Linked DNA regions of Homo sapiens: region 1 is linked to region 2. Evidence: chromatin loops called from intact Hi-C (ENCODE). Cell type or tissue: CD14-positive monocyte. All regions are shown on one strand. Each heading gives the region's core, and the rest is flanking DNA. Links, peaks and the distances in the headings are about the cores only.

Region 1 (15,780 bases), core at 2,673-10,672, 350 kb after region 2:
CTCCCTGACGCGCGAGGAGCAGGTTCACGGGAGTCGGTCGCGCATCCCCAGCGCCCTGCGGGCCTCGCACCGGCTGTGGCGGTGACCCCGGTGAGGAGGGCTTTGGTGCGGGTCACCGTTGCTGAGGACACCCTCCTCCCCCGGAAGCGCGGTCCTGGGGGTCTGGGGGGCGGGTCCCTGACCGCTGTAAACAATAGGTCGGTGGTGTCCACGCAGCAGGCAGCAAATTCTCAGGAAGTGAGCGTCCCGTCTTTGGCTTCACCTTCGTGTCTGTAGAATGGGGGTGAGGGGACTCAGGACTCGGAGCGCTGTCGGGCGGGGCGAGGTGGGCTGAGAGTGTGTCTCCCTCCCCAAGCTCACCCGGAGCTGTGCGGGGCGGGACCGCCCCAGGACCCTCGGTTCCCAGGAGCTCCTGGGGGCCCCGCCGCCCCCACCCCAGGCCGCGCTGCGCAGCCCCAGTCCCCGCCGGCCCCACCGCGCGGTCGCTTTGAGGTCGGCCGGGGTCTGCCCGGCGATGGCGACGCTGCAGCCGCTGGAGCCGGGGCCACCGGGGATCTCGGCGGGACCTGGCGGCAGCGAGGACGCGGACCCTGGAGAGATGGGAGGGGCGCGCCCCGAGCCCGAGCCCCACCCGGACCCGGCTGCCGTCGGCCTAGCCAGGGCCGGGGCGGACACCGTCGAGGACGAAGCCGGGCCCGCGCCCCTGGGCGACCCGTTGAGCCGCGGAGCCCCGCGGGGTGGAGCCGGGCCAGGCCCATCCGCTCCGGGCGCGGGCAGCTGGCGTCGCGGGTGGGTCAGAACCCAGGACACGCCCAGGAGTCCGACCTCATGGCGCTGCAGGGCCTGGGGAGTGGGGGCTGGGGACAGCGCCAGGGCCAACCCGACGCCAGCACCCCCGGCAGACCCCAGGAGCCGCCTGTGAAGAGACTGGATAGGTGCATTAAGCGATCAGAAAAGTCACTGGCTGGCCCTGTTGATGAGCAGAACGCTTTCAGAGAAGTGTATGCTCACGCAGTGCTTGGACAGCATTCGCGTAGTTTGACACTTGTCTGCTTGGGCGGATAGATGCTCACACACATAAGTTTGTTTTGTAGTTATGCAGGATTGCACTGTGGCTAAGTACACAGACTCTGGGTGCACATCCCAGCTGCTCTGCTATTTCCAGCTGTGTGACCATGGGGAAGTTACTTGCCTGTGCTCAGTGTCCTCTGTAAAGTGAAGATAGCAGTACCTGCCTCATGGAGTCCCTTAAGTGAGTTAATAGTGTAACATGTTATGGCGTCATGCACACAGTCACCATCGGTAAATATAGTCTATTATGCCTGAACCCCAGAGGAGCACATGTCCTTGAAAAGTCTAAAATTCAGGACTCTAAAATCCAGACTGTGAGACCCTGGAATCCTCCAGCAGCATTCTAACGTCTCTTGGCAATTGTATGCTGCTTCCCAGGGCTGGAAGGTGTATTTGTATTAATACAGTGAAATAATACGGCCACTTGACCACCTAGTTCATCCCTATAGTAGGCAAATAAGGTGATGTCAAATCCTTGGCTGGGGCCCAGTCCTGGTAATCTTCCCTTCTCTCTTTCCTGCATACTCTCTCATTCAGATTCATACATGCCCTGCAGGACTGCTTAGCCTGCAGAGAAGGCAGGATGGTGAGGAGAGAAGGTGAGTGGGTGGGTGGGTGCAATTGTTCACTGAAGTGTGCTGCCTCTTGCCATCTGAACTTGTGGGCCCAGGCACTGGGTCTGGACCTGAGGGGGTCTTGTTCTCCCTTTAACTTTAAGCCTCAATTGGCAGCAATCGCAGAGCTTCGTCCCTCCCTGTGAGCCTGTCTGGGTGTTTATGCTGGATGACATGCACCCCCTCTGCCAGGAGTGCATAGTCTATGGCCTGGCCAGGCAGCCATTGCAGATGAGAAGAGTTTCAACGTCGACTTTATTGTGCTGCTGGGTTTTTTCTGCTGGCTCTTAGCACGTTTCTCATGAGCCATGATTAGCCTCAGGTCTATGGCACCTTCCGCAGCTATGTCATGGTGACTGGGGACATCATCTGAAGCATGTGCCACTGCTACCCCAAGGCAGGTGTTGGTGAGGCTGTGTGGGGATAGGAGGGTTGGAGACCATGTCTCTATCTCATGCATCAACTCTTCATCCTTCAATCATCTCCTCATTCTTATTTTGACTCTGTGTTTACTTCTTTCTGCCCTCCTGAGCATTCATCCATCTATGCATCATTTCATCCACCCTTTCAACCACCCATCCATTCATCTATTCGTCCATCACTTAGCAGAAGGATTGATCAGAAGCCCCCAGGATCTGGAGCCATGAAACAGACACCATGGAGGAGACACAGTGAAACACAACATATTACTTATGTGCTTAAACTAAAAGTCAGTGAGTGGTTTCCACCTGCCAGGCACTCCTGCATTTAGAGTGCAGTTCTGCCCTTATCCTGATCTTTTTGGAGCCTTCTGTAGTTCCATTTTATATCAGAAAAAGCTGAGGCTCAGCAAATGAGGTTCTATAACTGACTGGCCGAGTTTGGATTGGAGCTCAGATGTGTGAATGTAGGCATCATTCTTTTTCTTGAGTTTTCCACCCCAGGGCCCCAGAGCGGCTTAGCTTTCTGGGGTGGGTCAGGTCTAATCTTGGTGGAATGCATTGAGCAATTCTCTATCTTTTGGAGTCTTAATGTATTCTTAGCCCTAGGAGTGGTTTAGTGATGGGAAAGCACTGGTTTGAGAGTCCTGTGTTCTAATGCCAGTTGTGACCCAAACTTTGTGTGTGATGTTTGTCTTTCCGAGCCTCAGCTTTTTCATCTGCAAAATGGGACTTTAGCCTCTATTTTGCACAGCCAAACAGCATATAAAGATCAGAGAAGAGATGGGATATACAAATATTTTGTCAACTCTAGAATGTTGTTTGTAGTTGAAAGGCTGCCGGGTACTGATAACCTTGAGAAAAGAACATGTCAGCTCCCAAGTCAAGTCTCTTACTCTTTCATTTTTATTTTTAACTTTAGACACAAAAATGTTTCTTTTTTCTTGAACTACACACTTAAGAAGCTCCTATTGATAACCAAATTAATGTTTTTCTTTTGAAAATAATTTACCCTTTTTTGTTGAAGGTATTGTAAGAATCCATTTCCAGCTTTAAGGACAATTTCTCTCAGTTCCATTTATATTTATTTCTCTGGTTTTAGCTCTATACATTTGTGGAAATTTTACTTCCATTTTTGTGAATAATCTTTTGTTTGTTTGTTTGTTTGTTTGAGAGGGAGTCTTGCTCTGTTGCCCAGACTGGAGTGCAATGGTGTGATCTTGGCTCACTGCAGCTTCTGCCTCCCAGGTTCAAGTGATTCTCCTGCCTCAGCCTCTCAAGTAGCTGGGATTACAGGCACACACCACCACGCCCGCCTAATTTTTGTATGTTTAGTGGAGATTGGGTTTCACCATTTTGGTCAGATTGGTTTCGAACTCATGACCTCAGGTGATCTGCCTGCCTTGGCCTTCCGAAGTGCTGGAATTACAGGTGTGAGCCACTGTGCCCGGCCTAATAATTATATTTCAATTAAAATCTAATTTTTAAAGGTACCAGTTTTTAATTCAATAAATATTTAACATATTCACTTTAAACTCTTAGGTGTTAAGTCTAAAAATGTTTAATGGCTTAAAATATTGTCTTACATATTGTATGAATGAAATACTAATGACTGTGATGGTCAGATTATCTTTTGTTCATAGCTTTCTTTAAATACAATATAATTATTTTTTATTTGTTCTTATTAAAATTCATTTTGTCTTACTTAAATGTTGATAAATATAGAAGGGAGGCTTCGTTTGCCAGCTTTATACATTCGAAAGTCAAATTGCAATGTTATTAACTTCTAACTACTCAGTTAACTACTCAGTAACTAATTTGTCTCCCACAGTAAACATAAGTATTAACTAACACAATTATAGTCATATTCTCCATCTTAATAATGGAGTAAAATTTGTGTTATTTATTGATTAAGTTACAGCCCAGGCTGGAGTGCAGTGGCATGATCTTGGCTCACTGCAACCTCCTCCTCCCTGGTTCAAGCAATTCTCCTGCCTCAGCCTCCTGAGTAGCTGGGATTACAGGCACCCGCCACCACGCCCAACTAACTTTTGTATTTTTAGTAGAGACGGGGTTTCACCATATTGGCCAGGATGGTACTGATCTCCTGATATGGTGATCCTCCAGCCTCAGCCTCCCAAAGTGCTAGGATTATAGGCGTGAGCCACTGCGCCCAGCCTATTTTATATTTTTATTTCATATTATTTCATGTCAAGTATCTAGGATATAAACTTTTGTAAACTAGTATAAAATTAAAAAATGTCTTTTGCTTGAGCTCAGGAGTTCAAGACCCGCCTGGGCTACATGGCAAGACCCCATCTCTACCAAAACTACAAAAGTCAGTCATATGTGGTGGTGCATGCCTGTGGTCCCTGCTACTCAGGAGGCTGAGGCAGGAGGATCCCTTGAACCCATGAGGCAGAGGTTGGAGTGAGCCAAGATCATCACACTGCACTGCAGACTGGTTGACAGAGCAAGACGGTGTCTCAAAAAATAAAAAAATAAATGTCCAGATGGGCATGGTGGTTCACGCCTGTAATCCCAGCACTTTGGGAGGCCAAAGCGGGCACATCACCTGAGGTCAGGAGCTTGAGACCAGCCTGGCCAACATGGCGATACCCCGTCTCTACTAAAAATACAAAAATTAGCTGGGTGTGGTGGTGGGCACTTGTAATCCCAGCTACTTGGGAGGCTGAGGCAGGAGAATCACTTGAACCTATGAGGCAGAGGTTGCAGTGAGCCGAAATCGCGCCAATGCACTCCAGTCTGGGCGATAAGAGCAAGACACTGTCTAAAAAAAAAACAAAAAAAACTCTTGATAGGCAAAGATTATGATAGTAATGCTATAGTTATAATGTTATGGTAATCAAAGAATATAGTACTACCATAGGAATTGATTTGTGTAGATTAAAAGAATAAAGTTGAAGGTATTAATTTGAGGTAAAAATAATTCTGTCAAAGATGCCAAGAAATTCCAATGGAGGAAGTTTGTTCAACAAATAATGCTGAGAAATCAGTTTTCATTGTGCAAAAATGAAGAATATACATCCATATATATTAAATGAGAGTAAGTGAATACCCATATAACAATAGAAAGTATTAATTAAATTATTTTTACATATAAAAGCTCAGTGTCAAATTGCATTAATTCTGAATTTCACTGACATTTAATAAAAATGTAATATAATTTTTTCACATAAACTTTCATCAATGGCAGAGGTAACATTTTTCTATTAATTTACTAGCTAGGGGTACTGTGATACCAAAGCCAGACAAAAGAATCACAAGTAAAGAAGACTATGGACTAAAATTCCATATAAATATAGAATTCCTGATGAAGTTATTAGAAATGTTAGCACACGGCTGGGCATGGTGGCTCATGACTGTAATCCAGCACTTTGGGAGGCTGAGGCAGGCGGATCATGAGGTCAAGAGATCAAGGCCATCCTGGCCAACATGGTGGAACCTTGTCTCTACTAAAAATACAAAAATTAGCTGGGCGTGGTGGCGCGCACCTGTAGTCCCAGCTACTTGGAAGGCTGAGGCAGGAGAATCGCATGAACCCAGGAGGCAGAAGTTGCAGTGAGCCGAGATTGTGCCACTGCACTCCAGTCTGGGTGACAGAGCAAGACTCCATCTCAAAAAAAAAAAAAAAAGAAATGTTGGCACACTAAATCCAGCAACATGTAAAACTGATTACATACCATAACCAAGCAATAGTTTGTCACAAATGGAGTGTTGGCTTAATATTTTTAAAATCAACCAAAATATTACAAAATGTTACTTGAACAATAGAAAAAAGTGTCAATGTAAATAAGCAAAAAAAGTATAAAAAATCCAGCACCCGTTCATGATAAAACACTCAGAAATCTAGTAGAAAGGAACTTGTAAGACCTGCTAAAAAGCATCTATAAGAAATCAATAGCTGGCTGGGCACGGTGGCTCACATCTGTAATCCCAGCACTTTGGGAGGCAGAGGTGGGCAGATCAGGAGGTCAGGAGTTTGAGACCAGCCTGACCAACATGGTGAAACCCCATCTCTACTAAAAATACAAAAATTAGCCAGGCGTGGTGGTGTGTGCCTGTAATCCCAGCTACTCAGGAGGCTGAGGCAGGAGAATCGCTTGAACCCGGGAGGCAGAGGTTGCAGTGAGCCGAGATTGAGCCACTGCACTCCAGCCTAGGCAACAGAGTAAGACTCTGTCTCAAAAAAAAAAAAAAAAAAAGAAATCAATAGCTAATAGTATACTTAACGGTAGATGATTGCAGGCTGTATCTGTAAGTTTAAAAATGGAACAAGAATGTACACTTTTTCCACTCTGTTTTTACACTGTCCTGGAAGTATTAGCCAGAAAAGTATACTAGAAAAATAAATAAAATCTTCAGATTAGAAAAGAAGTAGGATACTATTATCTTGCCATAATATTGGGTTAAAAACTATGATAAATTTACCAAAAACATACTTCAGTTAATAAAAAATTTTATTAATGTCACAAAATACAAGATTAATAGACAAGGTTAAATCTTTTATATAACAGCAATCAACATACTGAAAATTAAGAACAAAATGTAATAATAATATCATAAAAACCATTTAGGTATGTGGGCAGCAAGCCACCCAGGTGCCGAGGCAAGAAACTGAGGGCACGAGCTGTTCCAGTGTAATAAAATATATAAAACAACAAGAGTTATACTAGATATAGATCATAGATATGATTATATATGAATATCAATCATTAGTTTGTAGCAATTACTCTTTATTCCAACATTATAATAATCCTTGCTCTATAATTATAACCTAGGAAAAACCAGGCCATACAGAGATAGGAGCTGAAGGGGGCACGGTGAGAAGTGACCAGAAAACAAGAGTGCGAGCCTTCTGTCATGCCCAGACAGGGCCACTAGAGGGCTTCTTGGTCTAGCGGTAACGCCAGCGTCTGGGAAGATGCCCATTACCAAGCAGACCATGGTCTAGCTGTAGCATCAGTGCCAAGGAAAAGCACCCGCTACTTAGCAGACCGGGAAAGGGACTCTCCCTTTTCCCAGGGGAGTTTAGAGAAGACTCTGTTCCACCACCTCTTGTGGAGGGCCTGACATCAGTTAGGCCTGCTCGCAGTTATCTGGAGGCCTAACCGTCTCCCTGTGATGCTGTGCTTCAGCGGTCACGCTCCTGTTTCACTTTCATGTTCCACTCTGTACACCTGGCTCTGCCCTCTAGACAGCAGTAGCAAAATTAGTGAAAGTATTAAAGTCTTTGATCTTTCTGAAAAGAGCGTAAAAGAAATAATGACGTAAGCTGTCCTCTCTCTCTCCGCTTCGGCTACCTAACAGGGAAGGGCCCCCTGTCCAGTGGACACGTGACCCACGTGACCTTACCAATCACCGGAGATGACTCGCACTCTTTACCTTGCCCCTTTTGCTTTGTATCCAATAAATAACAGGGCAGCCAGGCATTCGGGGCCACTACCGGTCTCTGCGTCTTGGTGGTAGTGGTCCCCCGGGCCCAGCTGTCTTTTCTTTCATCTCTTTGTCTCGTATCTTTATTTCTACGATCTCTCATCTCCGCACACGGAGAGAAAAACCCACAGACTCTGTGGGGCTGGTCCCTACATAGGTATATATATATATATATATGTATGTATGTATGTATGTATGTATGTATGTATGTATGTATTCGAGACAGAGTTTCACTCTTGTTGCCCAGGCTGGAGTGCGATTCATGATCTTGGCTCACTGCAACCTCCACCTCCCAGGTTCAAGCGATTCTCCTGCGTCAGCCTCTCAAGTAGCTGGGATTACAGGCATGCACCACCATGCCTGGCTAATTTTTTGTATTTTTATTATAGACGGGGTTTCACCATGTTGGCCAGGCTGGTCTCAAACTCCTGACCTCAAGTGATCTGCCTGCCTCAGCCTCCCAAAGTGCTGGGATTACAGGCATGAGCCACTGTGCCCAGCCTGTTATTTCTGTCTCTTCTGGCTTGTAGGGTTTCCAGTGAGAAGTCTTGCGGGGGTCCGACCCGCTGACCCTGACTCAATGACGGATGAACAATGTATACTGATGCAGATATTCTGCTTTGCCAGTGCAACTGAGGGTCCAGGCTGCCTCACAGACTAACAGAGGTGCTGTAGGGAGTAGCAGCCGCCACACCAACCAGCCAGCGAAACTTGCATTTATTTGGTAAAGATTAAGTAACAAAACTTTGAGTAAACACCACTAGAAGGTAATTGACATTGCCGACTTCGCGAGTAGAAAGCAATTAAGCACCCAAGATCAAAGGTTAGTCTGAGGACCACATGAGTAAACAAGGTAGTTAGATAAACTACTCTACATCCGTTTGTATTTGTGCCCTAAGTTAATAACTTAAGGTAAAGTGACCAGGCCGCCTTCAGCCAGATCTATTACCGAAGTTTTGCAAAACCCTCAGGCCTTCCAAGAGGGTTTATGGCTATTATAACTAAAACTTTTTTCACCAGTCTGTCTGAACCCCCACAAGGTCTGCTGTTAGTCTGATGAGCTTTTCTTTGTAGGTGGCCTTGCCTTACTCTCTATCTGCCCTTAAGATATTTTTATTTCATTTTGACCTTGGAGAATCTGATGATTACCTGTCTTGGGAGTAATCTTCTCATGGAATATCTTAGTGGGGCTCTCTGCATTTCCTGCATTTGAATGTTGGCCTGTCTAGCTAGGTTGAGGAAGTTCTCCTGGATGATATCCTGAAATATGTTCTCCAATTTGGTTCAGTTCTCCCCATTTCTTTCAGCTACCCCCATCAGTTGTATATTCACTCTCTACACAATCCCATATTCTAAGGTTTCATTCATTCCTTTTTTTTTTTCTTTATTTGTGTCTGCCTGTTTGATTTCAGGAAGACAGTCTTCAAGCTCTGGGATGTTTTTTCCTCCGCTTGGTCTATTCTGCTATTAATACTTGTGATTACATCGTGGAGGCCTTGTAGTGTGTTTTTCAGCTCTATCAAGTCGTTTGTGTTTCTCTTCTTACTGGCTATTTTGGCTGCCAGCTCCTGCATTGTTTTATCGTGATTCTTAGCTTCGTTGCATTGAGTTACAGTGTGCCCTTTTAGCTCAGCCAAGTTCATCTGTATTCATATTCTGAAGCCTACTTCTCTCATTTCAGCCATCTCAGCCTCAGCCTGGTTCTGATCCTTTGCTGGACAGGTGTTGCTGTCAGTTGGAGAAAAGGGCACACTCTGACTTTTGAGTTTTCATCATTTTTGTGCCACTTCTCATCTTTGTGGGCTTATCTATTTCAATGTGTGAGATTGCTGACCTTTGGATAGGGTTATTGTGGTTATTTTTTGTTATTTATTGTTTTTCTTTTAACAGTCTGACCACTGTGTGTAGGGCTGCTGTGGTTTTCTGGAGGTCTGCTCCAGACCCTGGTGCCCTTGGCTTTTTCAGTATCTGGAAGTATCACCAGTTAAGGCTGTGAAACAGCAAAGATGGCAGCCTGCCCCTTTGTCAGGTCAGAATGCATACTGACCTGTTGCCTGCCTGAACACACCTGTAGAAGGTGGCTGAAGGCTTTGGATTGGAGGTCTCACCCAACCAGGAGGAATGGGGTCAGCAGCCTACTTAAAGAAGCAGTCTGGCTGTGTTTTGGTAGAGCATCTGTGCTGTGTTGTGGATTCCTTCAGCTCTCAAATGGTTTGGGCTATCCAAAGCCCACAGTCTGCACTAACTTACCTGCCCAAACAGCAAAAATGGTGGCCCACCGCACCCCCTGGGCACTCCATCCCACGGAGAAATTAGAACTCTATTGGCCTTAGAACTTGGGCAGAAGTAGATGGAGGCCCTGGCTGGGAGGACCCGCCCAGCAAGGGGGAATGAATTGGGGTCCCACTTAAAGAAGCAGTAGGACTATGCTTCAACAAAACAGCCATGGCATGCTGGGGAACCACCTCTGCCCAAATCTGCTTGGACTCTCCAAACCCTCAGGCTTAAATGGCTTAGTCCCCCAAACAGCCAAGGTGGCAGGGCGCCCCTCCACCATGGGCATTCCATCCCAGAGAGAAATCAGAACTCTGTTCATAGAATATGGGTGGGGCAGCTGGAGGCCCCTGCTGGGAGAACTCACACAGTGAGGGAAATGGATTGGGGTCCCATTTAAAGAAGAAGTCTGGCAACATTTTGGTAAAGCAGCTGTGCTGTGCTGTGGGGTCCCTGCCTCATTCAGATCATTTGGACTCTCCAAAGCCCACAGGCTGCAATGACTTTGTCATCCGAACAGCAAATATGGCAGCCCATCCCTCACCCAGAAGCTCTGACCCATCTCAGGCAGGTGCTACACTGTTACCAGTAACTAGCTGGAATTCCAAATCTGTGGGTCTTATCTTGTGAAGTGCCATGGAAGTGGGATCCACAAACTGATGCTGCTCAGCCTCCTGGATTCAGCCCCCTTCCTAGGGGTATGCACCAATCTCCCACCTTGCCTGAGTTGCAGTCATCTTTGTTGGATGTCCCAGGGCTGAGGTATGTAAAGCTCCTGGGACTCTGTTTGTGTCTGAGCAGCTGTTCTACCAAGACTCCACACAGCTCTGTGTGTCAGACCCAAGACCCTGGTGGAGTGGGTTCACAACTGAATCGCCTGATGCAAGGGTTGCAAAGATCTTTGAGAGAAGTGTGGTTTCCTGGGGTTGCACATTCACTCACCATTTTTCTTGGCTGGGGTGGGGGTTCCTTTGGCTCTGTATCAATCCTGGGTGGGACCTCAAAATCAATTCTTATGGTAATGCCATATTGTTTGGTTAGTATAACATTTTAGTAAGAATATCAGAAATAAATTTCATTTTTGTTTTCAAAATTCTCATGTGTTTGATTTTTTTGCATGTCTGTATAGAATTTAGAAAGAGCAGCTTGTCAATTTCTATGAAAATAGCCAGGTGCAGTGGCTCACACCAGTAATCCCAACACTTTGGGAGGCCGAGGCGGGTGGATCACCTGAGGTCGGGAGTTCGAGACCAGCCTGACCAACATGGAGAAACCCCATCTCTACTAAAAATACAAAATTAGCCAGGCATGGTTAATTACAGGCATGCATGTAATCCCAGCTACTTGGGAGGCTGAGGCAGGAGAATTGCTTGAACCCGGGAGGCAGAGGTTGCGGTGAGCCGAGATTGCACCATTGCACTACAGCCTGGGCAACAGGAGCGAAACTGCATCTCAAAAAAAAAAAAAAAAGAAAGAAAGAAAATAATTTACTTTGAAATTTGCATTGAATCTGTAGATAGATTTGCTGGGTATTTTGATCTTAATATTTCTCATTGATAACCTTGAATATTAGATGTATCTTTACTTATAGAGTTTTAAAATTTTCTTTCAGCATTTTAAATAATTTTCAATGTAAAGCATGTGTACTTGCTTTTAATATATTCCTAAATGGTTTTTATGACATTATTTTTTTCATAATTTGATTTTCAGTCTGTTGATTATGTTATATAAAAGTATTATTTAACCTTGTTTATTAATCTTGTATTTTGTGACATTAATAAAATTGTTTATTAACTCAAGTACATTTTTGGTAAATTTATTATAGTTTTTTATATAACATTGTGGCAAGAAAATAGTATTCTAATTCTTTTCTAATCTGAGGGTTTTATTTATTTATCCAGTATAGTTTTCTGGCTAATACTTCCAGTACAATGTTAAACAGAGTGGAAAAAGTGTACATTCTTGTTCCATTTTTAAACTTACAGATACAGCCTGCAATCATCTACCATTAAGTATACTATTAGCTACTGATTTCTTTCTTTCTTTTTTTTTTGTGACACAGAGTCTTGCTCTGTCGCCCAAGCTGGAGTGCAGTGGTGCAATCTTGGCTCACCGCAACCTCCGCCTCCCGGGTTCGCGCCATTCTCCTGCCTCAGCCTCCTGAATAGCTGGGACTACAGGCGCCCGCCACCATGCCTGGCTAATTTTTTGTATTTTTAGTAGAGATGGGGTTTCACCGTGTTAGCCAGGATGGTCTTGATCTCCTGACCTGGTGATCCGCCCACTTTGGCCTCCCAAAGTGCTGGGATTACAGGCATGAGCCACCATGCCCGGCCAGGTATTGATTTCTTATAGATGCTTTTTAGCAGGTCTTAACAAGTTCCTTTCTAGTAGATTTCTGAGTGTTTTATAATGAATGGGTGCTGGATCTGTCATACTTTTTGTGTCTATTTAAATTATCACCTTTTTCTATTCTTCAGGTAACATTTTGTAATATGTTGGTTGATTTTTAAAATATTAAGCCAACACTGCATTTATGACAAACTATTACGTGGTCATGGTATGCAATCAGTTTTACATGTTGCTGGATTTAGTTTGCTAACATTTCTAATAATTTCATCAGGAATTCTATATTTATATGGAATTTTGGTTCATAGTGTTCTTTATGTGTGATTATTTTGTCTGTTTTTTTGTTTTTTTTTTTTTTTGACAGAGTCTCACTCTGTCGCCCAGGCTGGAGTGCAGTGACACAATCTTGGGTCACTGCAACCTCTGACTTCCTAGTTCAAGCAATTCTCCTCCCAAGTAGTGGGGATGACAGGCACGCGCCAAAATGCCCGGTTAATTTTTTATATTTTTGGTAAAGACGGGTTTCACCGTGTTAGCCAGGATGGTCTTGATCTTCTGACCTTGTGATCTGCCCACCTTGGCCCTCCCAAAGTGCAGGGATTACAGGCGTGAGCCACCGCGCCCAGCCACGGTTTTGGTACCACAGTACCCCTGGCTAATAGATTAATAGAAAAATGTTATCTCTGCTATTGCTGAAAGTTTTTGTGAAAAAATTATACTATGTATTATTAAATATTGGTGAAATTTAGAATTTATGCAATTTGACACTGAGCTTTTCTATGTGAAAATAATTTAATTAATACTTTCTTTTTACTTGTTATATGGCTATTCATTTACTCTATTCTATTTAACATATATGTATGTATATCCATTATATTTGCATGTTGAAAACTGATTTCTCAGCATTATGTTTTGAACAATTTCTCCTATTGGAATTTCCTAGCATGACTGACAAAATTATGTTTACCTAAAATTAATGTGTTTATTAATATACCTTCAATTTTATTCTTTTAATTTACATAATTCTATTCCTATGGTGGTACTACATTATTTGATTACTATGACATTGTAACTATAACATTACTATCATAATTTTTGCCTATTAAGACATTTATGTATGTATGTATTTTTTTTTTTGAGACAAAGCTTCGCTGTGTCACCCAGGTTGGAGTGCAGTGGCATGATCTTGGCTCACTGCAACCTCTGCCTCCTTGGTTCAAGGGACCCTCCTGCCTCAGCCTCCCAGGTAGCTGGGATCACAGGCATACACCATCATTCCTGGCTGTCTGTTGTAATTTTAGTAGAGATGGGGTCTTTCCATGTAGCCCAGACTGGTCTTGAACTCCTGAGCTCAAGCAAAAGACATTTATTTTTAGTTCATAGTATTTTATAAAAATTTATATCTTAGGTACTTCACATGAAATAACATGAGATAAAAATATGAGGCTATAACCCAGTCAATGAATAACACAAATTTTACTGCATTATTAAGATGGAGAATATGACTATAATTGTGTTAGTTAATACTTACGTTTACTGTGGGAGACAAATGAATTACTGAATAAGAAGGAAGTTAATAAAATTGCAATTTGACTTTGGAATGTATAAAGCAGGAGAACAAAGCCTCCCTTCTATATTTATCAATATTTAAGTAAGACAGAAAATACGGGCTGGGTGCGGTGGCTCATGCCGGTAATCCCAGCACTTTGGGAGGCTGAGGTGGGTGGATCACTTGAGGTCAGGAGTTCAAGACCAGCCTGGCCAACGTGGTGAAACCCCATCTCTACTTAAAATACAAAAAATTATCCAGGCGCAGTGGTACGCACCTGTAATCCCAGCTGCTTGGGAGGCTGAGGCAGGAGAATCATGTGAACCCGGGAGGCAGAGGTTGCAGTGAGCTGAGGTCACAGCATTGCACACCAGCCTGGGGGACGAGAGCAAGACTTCGTCTAAAAAAAAAAAAAAAGAAAGAAAATACATTTTAATAAGAACAAATACAAAATAATATTGTCTTTAAAGAAAACTATGAGCATAAGGTAATCTGACCATTATTGTCATTAGTATTTTGTGCATACAATGTGTGAGACATTATTCTAAGCCATTAAACATTTATAGGCTTAACACCTAAGAGTTTAAAGTGAATATATTAAACATTTATTGAATAAGAAAAACCGGTACCTTTAAAAATTATACTTTTAATTGAAATATTATTATTGTATATATTTGTTGAGTATGATGTCATATTTTGATATTTTTATGCTGTAAAATGATTACATTGAGCTAAGTGACAAATTCTTTAGCTCACATATGATTTTTTTGTGGTGAAAACTTTTGAAATCTACTTCATAGCAATTTTGAAATATACAATACATTATTATTTATTATAGTCACCATTCTGTGCAATCAATCACTAATACTTATTCTCTCATCTAAGTGAAACTTGTTACAATTTCGCTTTCTACATCCACTCCCTCTCCTAGCCACTCACATTTTCACTCTGATTTTTATATATATATATTTTTTTTTTTTTTTTTTTTGGAGACAGAGTCTTGCTCTGTCACCCAGGCTGGAGTACAATGGCACAATCTTGGCTCACTGCAACCTCCGCCTCCCTGGTTCAAGCGATTCTCCTGCCTCAGCCTTCTGAGTAGCTGGGATTACAGGTACGCACCAGCACTTCCAGCTAATTTTTGTATTTTTAATGGAAACGGGGTTTCACCATGTTGGTCAGACTGATCTCGAACTCCTGACCTCGTGATCCTCCCGCCTTGACCTCCCAAAGTGCCAGGATTATAGGCATGAGCCACCGCGCCCGGCCTATTAAGTTATATTAAGGCCATTGCATCAATTAACTATTTTGGTATACAACAACTACATGAACATAAATAATGTTAAATGGCTGTATAAGAAAGTTTGACTAAATAGCCATAGAAATAAATGGGAAGAATTTTTTTTAACTTTTAATTTAAAAGTAAACTTTAACGTCGAAAATGCAAACCTGGGGAAGGCAGAAAGATCACACACAAGGCTGTCGCTTCACACTTGGAGGGTTGCACAGCTGCCGGGTAGAGGCGTTGCTCACTTCCCAGATGGTGCGACAGACAGGGAGAGGCGCTCCACACTTCCCAGACAATGGGGTCGCCGGGCAGAGGCGCTCCAATGGGAATAATTTTTAACCAGTAAACAAAAAATACCCATTAAATGGAAAGGTTTTAGGACCGAAATATGTCGTTGAATGCATGAGAGCAAAAACCCAGCAGGTAGTATTTTCTAGGCATTGTAAATAACAGTCGAAGGCATCTACTAAAGTGAGTTCACAAGTAATATCTATCTACATAAAACTTCTATAAGATTTAAAAAATTAATTTCTGGATTAAATAGAAAATTCAAATAGAATTTGGATTCAGAAAAGTGTTCATGATGAAGCATGGTGATTGACGCCAAAACCCTGAATTTCAGTAAATAATCCTGCGAGTGTTATCTTAATCATAGAGGAAAGTGGCATTCTGCCCATATTTAGATATTATTCCTTCCAGTTGGGGTAGTTTTCAAAATTTTGTGAAGACATAAAATCAGTTTTTCTGTAGTAAAAATAC
Region 2 (15,780 bases), core at 7,287-15,286:
CACAAACTCATTTCACACCATGTAGATAAGAAAGTAGATACCTGATCACACAATGTACAAAATATTAGTTAACTATTTAAACCCTACACACACACACACACACACACAAAAATTCTTCTTCACCTTCTTTTTTTTTTTTTTGAGACGAGAGCCTCACTCTGTCACTCAGGCTGGAGTGCAGTGGCAAGATCTCAGTTCACTGCAACCTCCGCCTCCCCAGTTCAAACGATTCTCCTGCCTCAGCCTTGTTTGAAATGCTTGTTCCCCGGTGCTGTAAAGAAATAGCACTGGAACATAAATTTAATTTACTCAACAAGGCCATTTCTTACTTTCTGCAGAAAGGGCACACTCGCCAGCAGTTTTGCCGTGAAGGTACACCGAACAAAGGAGACAGGGTCATTTATAACCTGACGCGTCCCCCCGACTGCTGTGTCTGGTTTCCATTGGCTGGAACGGGACCTCACATTCTGTATTGGTCGCGATTGGCTAGCAACTTAGAACTTTTCAAAAGAGGCAAAGGCAGAGGAGAACAAAGGAAGGAGGAAGTAATTTGTGGAATGCTGAGAAAGGTAAAAACACCTTCAAATAAGGAAGAGGAACAGACTGTGACCTAATGCTTGCTGGGACCAGTATAAGTATGCCAGGGCAAATATTTAGGCTAACTTGTGGGAGCTAAGAAAAAAAAGTACATTCATTTATTTATTATGGCTAGCAGATATTTAAGAATGTTAGCACAGGTCTTTGAATAAATTTTGCTTCTAAGAGAAGTTACTATTTATTCCTAATTAGATGGGGAGGAAAGTTTTTGAAGAGGAAGCTCTACTTAACTTTTTACAGCCTCCCAAGTAGCTGGGATTACAGGCACGCACCACCCCGCCTGGCTAATTTTTTGTATTTTTAGTAGAGATGGGGTTTCACCATGTTGGCCAGGCTAGTCTCAAACTCCTGACCTCGAGTGATCCACCCGCTTCGGCCTCCCAGAGTGCTGGGATTATAGGCATGAGCCACTGCGCCCAGCCCACAGCTTGGTTTATACATTTTAAATAGGCATGAGACATCGATCAATACATGTAACATGTACATTGGTTCAGTCTGGTAAGGCTGAACAACATGAGGAGGTGGAGGGCTTCAGGTCACAGGTAGATTTAAAGATTTTCTGATTGGCCATTGGTGAAGGACTTACTATCTAAAGACCTGGAATCAAACAGAAAGGAATCCCTGGGTTAAGATGAGAGGTTGTAGAGAGCAAGGTTTATTGCAGATGAAGCCTCCAGGGAGAAGACTTGGGAGAGAATAGATGGTAAATGCTTATCAGACTCAAGGAGACTGAAGGTCTCTGTGTTGATGTTTGTGAGGCTGCTCTGATTCCCATTTCCCCTCATGGCCTGAAGCAGTTTTTCAGGATAATTTGGAATGTTGTTGGCCAAGGGGAGGGTCCATCCTTTGGTTGGGGGCTTAGAATTTTAATTTTCATTTACACACAAATGAGAACACTAGGTCCTTCCACGGCTTATACCAAATCCTCTGTGAAGGAGAGACAGAGGGGGCCCCCTAGACTCCAGATTAAAGGGGCCCCGACTTCGGGGCTCACGGGAGCCTCCACGCTGGACGGGGAGGGGAGGAGGAGGACACGGAGGGCTCCTCTCTGGCAGGTCCGACTGGAGTGGCATGTGGCCTGGACATGGCCAGAGCCCTCCCTCATCTAAGTAAATAGACAGGCTCATGTTCCCTCTGTGGCCTGGACGTGGCCAGGGCCCTCCCTTGTCTAAGTAAATAGACAGGCTCATGTTCCCGTGCACATCTCTGTAAAAGGATGGGCCTTCCACATGCTTGAGGATGCATTCACGTTGTCACTCTGGGGCAGCCTGTGCACCCGGGTCTGGGTGTGCCGACTCAGTCCCGGCCACGGGCGCTGTCCCGCATGGGCTATCAGCAGCCGGGCCCTGGAGGGAGGCGCAGAGATGGGTGGGAGTGATGGCATGCAGGCGCGTGGAGATGGGGCACATGGAACCAGACGGGTCAAGGAGGCTCCACACAGGAAGTGGGCACCCCGCGGAAGAACCTGTCTGGCAGGCCCGGGGCGGTGGAGGGACCCACAGCAGAGAGGCCATGCGTCCCACGGTTTCTGTTTTTACCCTGGAGCTGTGCCGGGCAGTCCTTCCCCCAGGGCTTCGGGGTGGGCAGACGGCTCCTGCCCTCACATTGCTGAGGTTCTCTGGGAGGAGCAGATAAAAACCACTCAGAGGAGCAGCAGGACAGGCAGGCCGTCTCAGCGCAGCAGGTGAGGTTTCCTCCCTGACAGGCTGGAAAAGGCGGCCTGCCTCCTCCTTCAGCCTTGGCAGAGCAACTGTTTCCAGTGGCTTGATTTTGAACAAGATACTGTTTAGGAAAGACACATTAGCCCGCAATTAACGAATGCTAGTCTGGGATGCTGACAGAAGTCTATGTTGGGTTAAAAGAAGAGAGATAACAGCATTGAAATGCAAATTTAGCCATAACTGTGTATGTTAAGGATTATTTAAATAAGCTTTTGAAGATCCTTTTCTTTTCTCTTTTTTTTTCTTTTGAGACGGCGTCTCGCTCTGTCGCCCAGGCTGGAGTGCAGTGGTGCCATCTCAGGTCACTGCAACCTCCACCTCCCTGGTTCAAGCGATTCTCCTGCCTCAGCCTTCCGAGTAGCTGGGACTACAGGCACCCAAGACCATGCCCAGCTAATTTTTTCTGTATTTTTAGTAGAGACGGGGTTTCACCATGTTGGCCAGGATGGTCTCGAACTCCTGACCTCAGGTAATTTGCCCGCCTTGGCCTCTCAAAGTGCTGGGATGACAGGCGTGAGCTACCAAACCTGACCAGAGATCCTTTTGGAAAGCAAGACGCTGGGTGCCTTTGTCTGGAGGTCACCATGTAAACGTACACAGGCAATTCTGGGCTTGGGGTGAGGATCCCAGGATGGTGCTGTACCCGGATCCAAAACTCGGGCAGCTTAGGTGAGTGTGCCGAAGGTGCTTGTGGAGAAATGTAAACAAAACTGTTTCATTAGATGCAAGAGTGGAAAAAGTCATTGTTTCCAAATAAGTGGACTTATACTATGCGATTTTTTAAAAAATTAAATTTTTTTTTTTTTTGAGACGGAGTCTCGCTCTGTTGCCCAGGCTGGAGTGCAGTGACGCAATCTCGGCTCACTGCAAGCTCTGCCTCCTGGGTTCACACCATTCTCCTGCCTCAGCCTCCCGAGTAGCTGGGACTACAGGTGCCCGCCGCCACGCCCGGCTAATTTTTGTATTTTTAGTAGAGACAGGGTTTCATCATTTTGGCCAGGCTGGTCTCAAACTCCTGACCTCAAGTGATCTGCCTGCCTTGGCCTCCCAAAGTGCTGGGATTACAGGCGTGAGCCACCGTGCCCAGCCCATTTAGAAAGTTTATTTTGCCAAGGTTAAGGACACACCTGTGACATAGCCTCAGGCAGTCCTGATGGCACGTGCTCAAGGTGGTTGGGGCACAGCTTGTTTTTTTTTCCTTGTTTTATTTTTGTTTTTTTTTTGTGACAGAGTCTCCCTCTGTTGCCCAGGTTGGAGTGCAGTGGCACGATCTTAGCTCACTGCAACCTCTGCCTCCCGGGTTTAATCAATTCCCACCTTATATAGCCTCCTGAGTAGCTGGGATTACAGGCATGCACCACCATGCCCAGCTAATCTGTTGCATTTTTAGTGAAGACGGTTTCACCATATTGGCCAGGCTGGTCTTGAACTCCCGACCTCAGGTAATCCACCCACCTCGGCCTCCCAAAGTGCTGGGATTATAGATGTGAGCTACCTCGCCCAGCCATGGTTTGTAATTTTTTTTTTTTTTTTTTGAGACAGAGTCTCACTCTGTTGCCCAGGCTGGAGTGCAGTGGCATGATCTCAGCTCACTGCAACCTCTGCTTCCCGGGTTCGAGATTCTCTTACCTCAGCCTCCCAAATAGCTGGGACTACAGGTGCATGTCACCACACCTGGCTAATTTTTGTATTTTTACTAGAGACTGGGTTTCACCATGTTGGCCAGGCTGGTCTTGAACTCCTGACCTTGTGATCCACCTGCCTTGGCCTCCCAAAGTGCTGGGATTACAGGCGTGAGCCACCGCACCCGGCCCATGGTTTGTAATTTTTAGCATGCAAGTTCTGTAGATGGTTTGCTAAGTTTATACCAAAGTATTTAATTTTCCTTGGAGTAATTATGAATGTCTTTAACTTTGGTTTTCATGTTTCTTGTTGGTATACATCAATGCAAGCGATTGTTGTGTGCTGATCTTGCATTCTGCAATGTTGCTGAGCTCACCTGCTCAACCCAAGAGTTCCGACATGTAGGGAGGAGGAGCCCCTCAACAATGCACGCTCAACAGAGACTGAACAATGGAGGTAGCTACAGTGGCTGCCCCGTTTCATGGTGACACCCCTCGACAATGCACGCTCAACAGAGACTGAACGATGGAGGTAGCTACTGTGGCTGCCCCATTTCATGGTGACAGGCTCAGACACCACCTGTCAGAGGCAGTGCTCCACAATAGTGAGGTCCCTCAACAGGGAAGCCTGCACTGCAACTCCCCCTCTGCCAGGTGGGGTTAGGGGATGTTGAAGGCCCTAGGCCAACATTGGCACTGGACTATGGAGGAAGGTTGTGAGGGGGCTGGGTCCTCAGGGCAGGGCGAGCAAGAGGTGAGGAGAAGGAGAACAGAAGGAACTGGTGGGGGAATGGGGAACAAAGATGAGGGGGGAGGCTAGACGGTGGGGAAGGCAGAGGAGATAAAGAGAGTGAGGACCACAGGGCTCCATCACACGTCTCAGAGAATGGAACCCCCTTGGGGCCCACCCATCTCAGGACACCCCGGGTGAGCTCCATTTTCTCTTTGTTACTGGATGAGACTCTACAAAAAAAAAAAAATCCCAAAGTGGAGAGCTCTATCTGAGACACACACACAATCCCTGCAGAAGACTGCACAGTGAAAGCTGGGGCCTCATCATTAGCCTGTTCAGACTCAGGTGTGGAAAATGGACAGGCCCTGGCAAAGGAGATGAATGTTTAAGACAAAAACCACGAATAATACTGTTCAGGAAACGGGGATGGTTTCAAGGGTCAAGAGAGCCTCCCTGTTTGGGGGAAATCCTGTTTGCACGTCTGACCAGGCCAGCCTCCACCCCACCCCTATACTGGCCTCAGCAACAGGGCCTGGAGCCTCTTGGGTTCCCCCAGGGTGGGCCAGGCACAGTTGTGGGATCAGCAGGTTCTTGCAGAAAAGACTAAGCCGAAACTCCCTCCTCTGCCTTCCAACACACAGGCCTCTCCATCCTAAACAAACAGAAACCTGTGCCTACTCCTCTGAGAGCCGTGTCCTCCATTGTAAAATGCAGGTAACAATCCGGTGCGTGTGTGGCGGACTGCCTACCCCAGGGTGGGGCCCACAGGCCTTTCTGGCCTTCCCTCCAGCCTTGGCCTGCAGCCCCTCGCCCTCCTACCCCATGCCTGCTTCCCGCAGGGGCTGTAGAGGGACTGGTCTGATTTGAGGCTCTGCGCAAAGCCAGCCCAGCCTCTTCTTCCAGGCTGGCCTCTGGCCCCTCCCTGTGGCTGGCTTGAACCTCAGGAACTTGGGGTCCACAGCCCCCTTCAGGAAGTGCAGAGCTTCTGCTGGGCAGAGTGACTTCCAGGCCGCCTTTCCTGCTGAGAAGCACACAGGCTGTGACCGGGGCCCTTCCCGGAAGGGACATTCGGTTTTTGTGGCAGGGACTTCCAGCCTGAGGCCGAAGGAGGAGGGTCCAACTTCACCTTTGCCCGCCCTTCCCCCGCTTTTTTGGGTCTCCTTTAACTGGGACGGGGCGGGACCCTCCTCCGTAGTCCTTGGGGCGGAACTGGCCCCCCGTGGCCCGGCCCGGCCCGGCCCCACCTCCGCCCGCAGGCGGTCCCGGCCCACGCGGGAAGGTCCTTAAGCCCGGGCGGCCGGCGGGACCGGCGGAGACCCGTGGAGGCCGCCGACGATGGCGGGGCCGACGGAGGCCGAGACGGGGTTGGCCGAGCCCCGGGCCCTGTGCGCGCAGCGGGGCCACCGCACCTACGCGCGCCGCTGGGTGTTCCTGCTCGCGATCAGCCTGCTCAACTGCTCCAACGCCACGGTAGGGGCAGGGGCGGGGACAGGTGGCTCCGGGACCCTCAGTCCCTCGGACCAGCCGGGTTTTGTTTTCCTGTGGCCACAGCCCGAGGTGCCAGGTGCTGGCTGGGGGCGGGGGGTGCCTTCTGGAGGTGGCTAGGGATTGCGGGCACTGGGGGCACTGTCTGTCCTGGAGGTGGCTGGGCCCAGGGCACAGAGCAGGGCTGGGTGCCCCGGGGGATCTGCCAGTCACGGAGTCCCAGCCCTTCCCAGCCTTCAGTGGCTCCAGCCTGGGTCCCTCTTCCCCAGCCAGTCACATACAGGTGGCCCTGCGTTGGCCCTCTCTCCTTCCACGCCTCCCAGCCCCAGGACAGCAGGCACACAGCAGAGGCGCGCTTGGAGCCGCCCTCCCCTCCACCTGACTCTGAGTGAGGGGCGGCTCCTGGGCTGGGCTGGGTTCCGTCCTGCCCCCACCCCCTTCAGGTGTTGCACGCTGCAGCCTTTCCCGCCCTGTGTGCCCTCATCAGCCATCCCCCGGAGCCTCAGGAACTGGTCAGGCAGTATCTGGCCAACGTGCAATGAACAGCTAGAGTTGGCAGCAGGACCCACAGCTCAGGGAGGCGCCAGGTCACGGGGATGGTCAGGAAGCTCGGGGGCAGGGGCAGGAGTCACTCTCAGGCCTGGGTCAGGGCTCTTCCAGGTGGACCCCGGGGCCTCTCCCCTCCTCCTTTGCTGGCTGGGTATGGAGGGCCAGCCTCTGGCCGAGACAGGCCCGGGATCTGCTGGATGGGCCCAGGGGCTGCCTGCTGCCCACAATGCTGGCACGAGCCGTAACTCACTGCTGTGGCTTGGCGTCCTGGCCCACCATGTCCAGGCACTGGGGAAGCCATAACTGGCTTTGGGTGGAGTGTCTGAGGGTGCAGGGCTGGTTTCATGGTCCAAGAGTCAGTGGGTGTCGTAGGTGTGGGGCGTTCCTTGGACAGTCAAGGGCCTCCTGCTGCAGTTCTTCACTGTTTTATTAATATCCACGAGTCATCATGGAGCACACAGAAATCTCACCCTGACACCAAGAGTCGTCATGGTCTCTGCCTGGGTCACCACAGTGAGCCGTAAGCACCATGTTCACTCCAGCCAAGTGCCCTTGAGGCTGGAGGTTACTCATCTGCAGCCAGTGACCAGGGATCCCGGGTTCCAACCAGCAGCATGAGGGCCAGGCGGAGCAGAGCTTGGGTCAACACCCACCCCGGAAGGCAGCCCAGTGCTCTGGATGAGACTCAAAGGACCCAAGGGGGCGAGCGCAGGCAGGGTCGAGGCTGGGAGATGAGGAAGGGAGTCAGACAGATCGTCCTCCCACGTTGCCCCGCACGCTTCAGACGCATCTCTTCTCAGTGAGTCAGCTGTGGGCCCCACTCAGGCCCCCGAGGAACCAGGACAGGGCTGAGGCTGGAGCGGCGGGCTCGGCTCCGCAGGGTGGGCTTTCTCTCCCGGGCTCGGCCAGGCAGGCACCAGCTGGGCCTGGGGAGCTCGTTCTGTGCCTGGCCCCGTCCTGCAGAAAAAGGAAGACAGGGCGGCTGTTGCCCAAGCTCCCTGTCCTGTCCCGTGGGCTGAGTCAGACCTTGTCCGGGCGGAGCCTGGGTCTGGCTGCTGTGTCCGAGGGTGTGGCCTGGAGCTCAGTCGACTCATGGAAGTTGACCTTGAGTGACACGGCCTCCTGCCTCCCGGAGTGAGCCCCGGTGACCCGCTCCACTTTGGCCTCCCTCAGGGATGAGCCAGTCTCACCTCTCCTAGGAGGCCTTCCCCTCGGCCGCAGCGTGCACTTGTGCTGTGTGCTGGACGTCCGTGGGGTGAAGAGCTCTAGTACTTGATAATGCCTGTGGCTGGGGAATGGTGCCCGCTCTGGCAACATTCTGCCCAAACACCTGGGCCCTGCAGGAGGGAAGGTCAGGCTGGCCTTGGGTGGGGCTGGCCTGCAGTCCCAGAGGTTCTAGCTGAGACCCCGTCACGCCCACCTTTCCCTGCCTTGGAGCGCCAGGTCTGGTCTGGGCAGGGCTCGTGGTCCTGTGGGCTCTGGCCAGGTCCTTGGCCTCAGTGTCTGCCCCCCAGGCTGGTCCCCGGTCAGGGCATGCTCTCTGACCCTGCGCTGGGTGCCCGCCCTCGGGGGAGGCAGGGTGGCGCTCTCCTTGGGCAGGAAGGCCCCGTGTCCAGCTCGCTGTGTCCCCTCGGCCTCACGGGGCTGCTGGCACTCTGACCCCCTCGGGCTGGCTGGGGCCACAGCAGGTAGGTCCGGGGTCTGTGGCCCTGCGCTGACTCCCGCCTGACCCCTGCAGCTGTGGCTCAGCTTTGCACCTGTGGCTGACGTCATTGCTGAGGACTTGGTCCTGTCCATGGAGCAGATCAACTGGCTGTCACTGGTCTACCTCGTGGTATCCACCCCATTTGGCGTGGCGGCCATCTGGATCCTGGACTCCGTCGGGCTCCGTGCGGCGGTGAGTCAGACCCCACACCATGGCCCGCTCCGGGACAGTGCAGGGGCCCCCGCATTTGGGTAGGAGAGTCAAGGCCTCCCCAGACCGGGGCCCACCAGTCCCAACAGCTGGGGACCCCGGCAGAGCCGTCGAGGTGGCGGCAGTGGGAGGTCCAGGTGCTCGGGGGACGGGGCAGGCACTTGGGCTGGTGGCAGCGTTCCTGACCCGGTCCCCGACCCCCTCCTCGCAGACCATCCTGGGTGCGTGGCTGAACTTTGCCGGGAGTGTGCTACGCATGGTGCCCTGCATGGTTGTTGGGACCCAAAACCCATTTGCCTTCCTCATGGGTGGCCAGAGCCTCTGTGCCCTTGCCCAGAGCCTGGTCATCTTCTCTCCAGCCAAGCTGGCTGCCTTGTGGTTCCCAGAGCACCAGCGAGCCACGGCCAACATGCTCGCCACCATGTGTGAGTTCCGGGGAGGGAGGCCGCCTGCCTGGGCTCACCTCAGGGTCCACACAGACGCTCGGCTCCCCAGGCTCTCTGGCCAGGGTGGAGGAGCTGGGGCCCGGAAGGTTCTGCCTGTGGGCTGGCGATGAAGCCAGGCCACAGCCGAGCTGACACTTTGTGCATCCGCCCACCCAGCGAACCCTCTGGGCGTCCTTGTGGCCAATGTGCTGTCCCCTGTGCTGGTCAAGAAGGGTGAGGACATTCCGTTAATGGTGAGGGGTCATGAGACGCCCGTGCCTGGTCTGTGTGGTGTGTGCGCATGCACGTCTGTGTGTTCCTGATCCCAAGTGTGTCCGTGTTCCTGTGCCCGTGTGTGATTCCCGTCCCCCGCCCCGCCACCCGAGAAGGAGTCTCAGCCTGTCGCTCAGGCTGAATTGCAGTGGCGCGATCTCGGCTCACTGCAACCTCCGCCTACTGGGTTTAAGCAATTCCCCTGCCTCATCTTCCCGAGTAGCTGGGACTACAGGCGTGCGCCACCATGCTTGGCTAATTTTTTTTTTTTTGTATTTTTGGTAGAGTTGGGGTTTCACCATGTTGGCCAGGCTGGTCTCGAACTCCTGACCTCATGATCCGTCTGCCTCGGCTTCCCAAAGTGCTAGGATGACAGGCGTGAGCCACCGCGCCCGGCCAGTGTGTGATGTTTCTATGCCTGCCTGTGTGTATTGAGTGTGTGTGGTGTGTGCGGTGCGTGTCTCTGTTCCTGTGCCCATGTGTATTGTGTGATGTGTGCATATGTGTCTGTGTGTCTGTGCACATGTGTGGTGTGTACCTGTGTGTGCTCGTGCATGTGTATCAGGTGCGGGTGGTGTGTTTGTGCTTGGGGGTATGTACTGAGCGTGAGTCTGTATGCACGTGTGCCTCTGCACCCACCTGTGTCTGTGTGTTGAGCCCTATCATGGGCTGTGCAGCTGGCAGTGAGATGTAAGTCTGGAGCCTGGGGGTGCTGGGCTAACATCAGCCAGGAGGGTGTCACTGGTGAGGGATGCGTTGACAGCCAGGGGTCCCCATGAGCCCCTGGAGCAGGCCCCTCCCAGCCTGGGCCTCGCAAAGGGCAGCTGCAGACCAGAGGTTGGGAGGCAGCCGGTGGTGGGGCAGGAGGAGCTGGGAGGTGGCGCCTGGGACAGGCAGGGCTGCGGCGTGTGTGGGTGCCAGTCTGCGTGGTCTCCTTGTGCACACACACCCCTCCCCAGCTCGGTGTCTATACCATCCCTGCTGGCGTCGTCTGCCTGCTGTCCACCATCTGCCTGTGGGAGAGTGTGCCCCCCACCCCGCCCTCTGCCGGGGCTGCCAGCTCCACCTCAGAGAAGTTCCTGGATGGGCTCAAGCTGGTCAGTGCCGTGGGATCCCCGGGGTAGGGTGGATTTGGGGGTGGGGGCAAGAGGCTGAGGAGGCGATGGGTTTGGGAAGGGCCCCCGGGCTCCGGGGCTGAGACGCTCTTTCCCAGCAGCTCATGTGGAACAAGGCCTATGTCATCCTGGCTGTGTGCTTGGGGGGAATGATCGGGATCTCTGCCAGCTTCTCAGCCCTCCTGGAGCAGATCCTCTGTGCAAGCGGCCACTCCAGTGTGAGCCTGGCCCCACCCCTGGGGACCCTGCCTCTGTCATCCGCCCCATATGGCCATGGAGTCACCGCCGCCTCCAGGGTGCCCAGTGTCCGACCCTGGCGGGGGCCACATTGACACCCTTCTGTGCTGTGGGCCCTCCCGAGATGCCCTGTGTGACATTATGTCCACAGGCAGTGGAGGTGGTGGGCACAGCTGCAGTGGGGTGGGGCAGCTGTGGGACGGAGCGGAGGGACTGACGGTGCCCTGTGGATGGGAAGGTGGGGCCCCCAGGGCTCCCAGTGCCCCTTCCCAGCAAGGCCCCGCCCCTGTGGGTCTGCAGGACAGCGCCACCTTCTGGTATCCAGACGTGCAGCGGGGAGGGCCTTGCTCTGCTCGCATATCTCCGAGCTGGCCCTCTGCCCTCTGCCTTCTGGGATCAGTGCTCAGTGTAGGATTGGGGGCATGTTTCCACCTTTGCCAGGGCCACAGGCACCACGGCCCTGTGGGGCCTCTGTGGAGACAGGCTCTTCCCTTTAGCGATTGCTTTGCTCTGGGGTGGGGTGGGAAACACAAGGCAGGAAACCCTACCCCGCAGGCAGCCAGCGGTGCGTCTGGAAGCTGTGTTGCTATGCCTGGGCCTTGGGCACAGCACACGGCCCTACACTGAGCCCCCTGCCCTGACGGCATGCACCTAGGATAATGGTGGCCTCTTGGGGCCCTGGCCTCTTCTCGCCTCCTCCAGGGGTTTTCCGGCCTCTGTGGCGCTCTCTTCATCACGTTTGGGATCCTGGGGGCACTGGCTCTCGGCCCCTATGTGGACCGGACCAAGCACTTCACTGAGGCCACCAAGATTGGCCTGTGCCTGTTCTCTCTGGCCTGCGTGCCCTTTGCCCTGGTGAGGGTCTCCTCAAGCCAAGACTGCCCTGTGGGGGTGGGTGGGTGGTGAGGCCCGGAGAGGGCGGTTGGCGGCTTGGCTGGAACAGAGGTCTGGACTGTCTCATGCCCAGCCTCTGCCAGCCAGGGTGGCCCCGGGGTGGGATGGGTTCTCCTGCCCCGTGTCCCATGTCCCGTGAAGCCAGGTCCAGTTCTGACTGCCACCCCCTCCACCTGTCTGCCTGCCGTTCCGCTGCTCCCAGGTGTCCCAGCTGCAGGGACAGACCCTTGCCCTGGCTGCCACCTGCTCGCTGCTCGGGCTGTTTGGCTTCTCGGTGGGCCCCGTGGCCATGGAGTTGGCGGTCGAGTGTTCCTTCCCCGTGGGGGAGGGGGCTGCCACAGGCATGATCTTTGTGCTGGGGTGAGTGTCCATCTGCCCCTGCTGCAACCCCAGAGATACTCCCCTTGCTCCACCCCTACACCCCTGGGGTTGCACCATGTGGTCCAGGCCCCTTTTCGGGGAGGTGGGGAACCTGCCTGCTCTGGCAAGGGCCGAGCAGGTTCTGAGCACCTGCTGTGTGCAGGCCGGGCCGGCTGATAGGGCCCATGACCGAGGCTGCGTGCTGCCTTCAGGAGGGTGGTGGCACAAGGGACAGCACCGATGTCAACATTTCCCAAGGTGGCACCTGGCTCCGAGGGGGTGGGCAGTGCAGCGGGGGCTGAGGGCCACGTGTGTCCAGGCAGGCCGAGGGAATACTCATCATGCTGGCAATGACGGCACTGACTGTGCGACGCTCGGAGCCGTCCTTGTCCACCTGCCAGCAGGGGGAGGATCCACTTGACTGGACAGGTGAGCCTCACATGGGGAGTCCCCAGGGAACAGGACAGGTGAGCCCCATGTGAAGATTCCCTGGGAGCGGGACAGGTGAACCCTACGTGGGGAGCCCTAAACAGCAGGACAGGTGAGCACCACGCAGGGAGTCCCCGGGCAATAGGACAGGTGAGCCAGGACAGGTGTGGCCGAGATCAGAGATGGGGCTGGCACACCCATATCCCAGACCCCATGCTAGTGACCTCTCTCAGGACCTGGGTCTGCAAACACCCCCTCAGGGCTGTCAAGAGCTGCGAGTGGGCTCTCCGTCTGGGGTCACTCTGTGGTCAAGGGTAGTGGGGTCACCATAGGCCAGCATTGGGCTCTGCCCATCTGTGGCCCCTGGGCTTGGCTGTGGGGACAGCTGTGCTATGTGTCCCCAGTGTCTCTGCTGCTGATGGCCGGCCTGTGCACCTTCTTCAGCTGCATCCTGGCGGTCTTCTTCCACACCCCATACCGGCGCCTGCAGGCCGAGTCTGGGGAGCCCCCCTCCACCCGTAACGCCGTGGGCGGCGCAGACTCAGGGCCGGGTGTGGACCGAGGGGGAGCAGGAAGGGCTGGGGTCCTGGGGCCCAGCACGGCGACTCCGGAGTGCACGGCGAGGGGGGCCTCGCTAGAGGACCCCAGAGGGCCCGGGAGCCCCCACCCAGCCTGCCACCGAGCGACTCCCCGTGCGCAAGGCCCAGCAGCCACCGACGCGCCCTCCCGCCCCGGCAGACTCGCAGGCAGGGTCCAAGCGTCCAGGTTTATTGACCCGGCTGGGTCTCACTCCTCCTTCTCCTCCCCGTGGGTGATCACGTAGCTGAGCGCCTTGTAGTCCAGGTTGCCCGCCACATCGATGGAGGCGAACTGGAACATCTGGTCCACCTGCGGGCGGGGGCGAAAGGGCTCCTTGCGGGCTCCGGGAGCGAATTACAAGCGCGCACCTGCAGCGGCCCCGGGTGTGGTTTCTGCGCCGCGGGAGGGGGAGCGGGGAGGGGCCCGGGTGCGGGGTGAGGGCGGCGCTGGAGGGGGCGGGGCGGCGCTGGAGGGGGCGGGGCGGCGCTGGAGGGGGCGGGGCGGCGCTGGAGGGGGCGGGGCGGCGCTGGAGGGGGCGGGGCGGCGCTGGAGGGGGCGGGGCGGCGCTGGAGGGGGCGGGGCGGCGCTGGAGGGGGCGGGGCGGCGGCGGCTGCAGCCACAGTCTGGGCGCACGTGTCGGGCTCGGCCCTTCAGCAGCGTCGGGGAGGACCGTGTGGGGTCTGGGGGAGGTGCGGGGGTCCTGAGGGGTGGCCCGGCATTAGTCTCGCCCGCTGGGGCTGGGAGCGGCGCGTCGGGGGTGGGGGGCGGCTCCGGACCGCACAGCTGTGAGCCCCGCCCCTCCGGCTGGGACAGACGCTCAGGCCGCGGAGGGGTCTCCAGCCGCTGATCTAACGGAGGGGAGGGGTCTCCAACCGCTGACCTGATCCCTCTGAGCCAGTTCCGTCCCTCAGACGGGCACTTCGGGAGCCCCCCGGGGGCCTGTTCTGTCCTGGGTCCTAACCGCGGCGCTGCTCCTCGGGCTCCGCGTCCCCCTCCACCCAGCTGACCCCGGGAGCCCCGCCCTCCCCTCGTGGGCTTGGCAGGGAAGCCGCGGGCCAGACCTCTTCCGCCGTCATCTTGTCAGCCTGGGACATCAGCAGACGCTTGATGCTGAGGACGAGGAAAGGGGTCAGCGCGGGCTGATGCGGGGGTGCAGGAGCCTTCTCGGTGGGGCTCAGGTGCTCCAGGGGCCCCAGGTTGTACTCGCTCACTGCACTCCCGCCCTTCCCGCTGGAGTGTGGCCCTGGGGCAGGTCCCTTCCCAACACACACTCAGGGGCCATCACTTCTGGGGGAGCCGCTGATGGGGACAGAGCCGGAAGGAGGTTACAGGCCAGCGCCTGGTACTTTCCCCGGCGCCTAGCAGGAGCTGAAGATGGAGGAGTGGGCTGAGGGGAAGCCGCCCCACCCCCACCGGGCACAGGCGCTGGTCCCTGTGTGAGCAGGGCTGGCCTCCCACTCAGCTGGGATCCTGGGTTCGCTCCTCATGGCCCTGAAGCTGGTCAGAGGTGGGGAGGTGGGCGTGGCATCTGGTGGCTGACTGTCCCTTTTGGGACAGGATGAGATCACTGGGGTTCCCCGGAAGCCGGGCCGCCCTGGCCGCCCGGGCACTCACTACTCCTTGTTGATTTTCCCTTTCCCGTCCGGGTCCAGCATCTTGAAGGCGTTAAGAATGGTCTCCTCGGCGTCGGTACCTGCCACAAAGGCACCTTCAGCCCAGGGCCGTCAGGGTGGCAGTCCCGTGGCTGCCAAGGGCAGATGGCAGGAGGGGAGACCCCTGCCCCAAGCAGGGGGAGACTCCAAGCCTCTGCCCACAAGGTGGCCTCTGCCTGAAGGCCTTCTCCTTTCCTGAGCCCCAAGGAGGCCTTGTCGGGCACTCCTGCCCTGGGGTGTAGTGAGTTTTGGGGTGCCCAGGGTCAGCCCAGGCCTGGAGCTGGGGGTGAGTGCTGCATGAGTGAGGGACAGAGGTGTCGACGGCGGGTCACACAGCACGTGGGGCAGGAGGGCGGGCCTGAGCACATGGCTCTGGGGTGGCTGACGGGGCCCCACAGTTGTTGGCTCCCAGAGTGCCAGGCCCTAGGGCTTCTCCAGAGATTGGAAAAGAGAGATTTTTACGTGAAATGTCCGGATCTCTAACTGTTAGGAATTAGCTAGGAGGGCCAGGCCTGCCCCACCGGTGCTCACCGCTCAGCTTCTCCCCAAACAGGTTCAGAAACATGGTGAAGTTGATGGGCCCCGAGGCCTCTTTGAGCATGGCGTCCAGCTCGTCGTCCTTGACGTTGGTCTTGCCTGTTACAGACATGGGGGCATCACAGGGCAGGGCTTGTTGCCTGCCCTGTGCCACCAGCAGGTGACCCCAGCACAGGGCCAGGCAGGCAGATGGGAAGGGTGGGGAGGGAGCGGGAAGGAGACGCTTGGCCCAGGCACGTGGGGCAGTGGGTGCATCTGGCTGGCTGTGTCCACCTCACCCCAAACCGTGAGCCCCAGGACTAAGTGCTGAGGGAGAGGGAGGTGACACAGAGCCTGGGAAGGTGCTGGGATCTGCTGTTCTTAATTCTGGGCATAAGCAGGGCCGAGAGGAAGGTGGGTCACTTGCGACCCTCCCACCCCAAGGAGAAATCACTCCCCAGCTCCCAGGGCAGGACCGAAGCCCCCTGCCCTCCTGCCTCAGGTCAGAGGCAGCTGCTGGGAACAGAATGTGCCGCAGGGAGGACTGAAGCTGGGGAGGGCAGTGTGCCCCACCACACTCGGGCTGTGCTGCAGAGGCTGGGCAGCGTCTCCACGCCCTCTGTCAGCTCTGTGGTCTGGCCGGGCAGGGTCTCCATGCCCTCTGTCAGCTCTGTGGTC

What was found. A loop is a pair of places that touch in the nucleus more often than their neighbours do. Peaks named below come from ENCODE experiments on the same cell type or tissue, not always from the same donor. Only the 100,000 strongest peaks of a DNase experiment are listed, where the experiment ranks them.
Region 1: it touches region 2 in a loop (7-fold over the local background); 16 of 110 quality-filtered maps call a loop at or near these places.

What each region holds. Positions count from the first base shown.
Region 1 is chr4:321,509-337,288 of GRCh38, reverse strand. No RefSeq gene overlaps it. Among named protein-coding and RNA genes, the nearest start is that of ZNF141, 8.4 kb to the left of the region's middle. RefSeq lists an enhancer at 1-351 and silencers at 366-475, 706-765. In CD14-positive monocyte, for the core only: a CTCF peak has its summit at 7,059; no DNase peak of the experiment used is centred there.
Region 2 is chr4:679,356-695,135 of GRCh38, reverse strand. MYL5 (myosin light chain 5) reads right to left here. Exons shown (of 9, transcript NM_002477.2): 6 at 15,118-15,222; 7 at 14,549-14,627; 8 at 13,996-14,044; 9 at 13,108-13,243. The coding sequence ends at 13,142. SLC49A3 (solute carrier family 49 member 3) reads left to right here and starts at 5,985. Exons shown (of 10, transcript NM_032219.4): 1 at 5,985-6,143; 2 at 8,446-8,604; 3 at 8,834-9,047; 4 at 9,225-9,301; 5 at 10,280-10,417; 6 at 10,537-10,653; 7 at 11,375-11,527; 8 at 11,769-11,926; 9 at 12,246-12,355; 10 at 12,760-13,307. The coding sequence starts at 6,009. The coding sequence ends at 13,178. It overlaps LOC124900643 (a long non-coding RNA gene), which reads right to left and starts at 8,451. Exons shown (of 2, transcript XR_007057985.1): 1 at 7,898-8,451; 2 at 7,117-7,664. RefSeq lists enhancers at 1-307, 7,619-8,567, 9,772-9,901, 11,032-11,441, 13,771-14,410 and 5 more and silencers at 5,939-5,998, 6,029-6,198, 13,189-13,418, 13,499-13,698, 13,919-14,018. In CD14-positive monocyte, for the core only: CTCF peaks have their summits at 10,752 and 10,956 (motif pointing left); DNase peaks (open chromatin) are centred at 7,745, 10,985, 13,995 and 14,455; H3K4me3 peaks cover 1,897 bases; H3K27ac peaks cover 1,677 bases.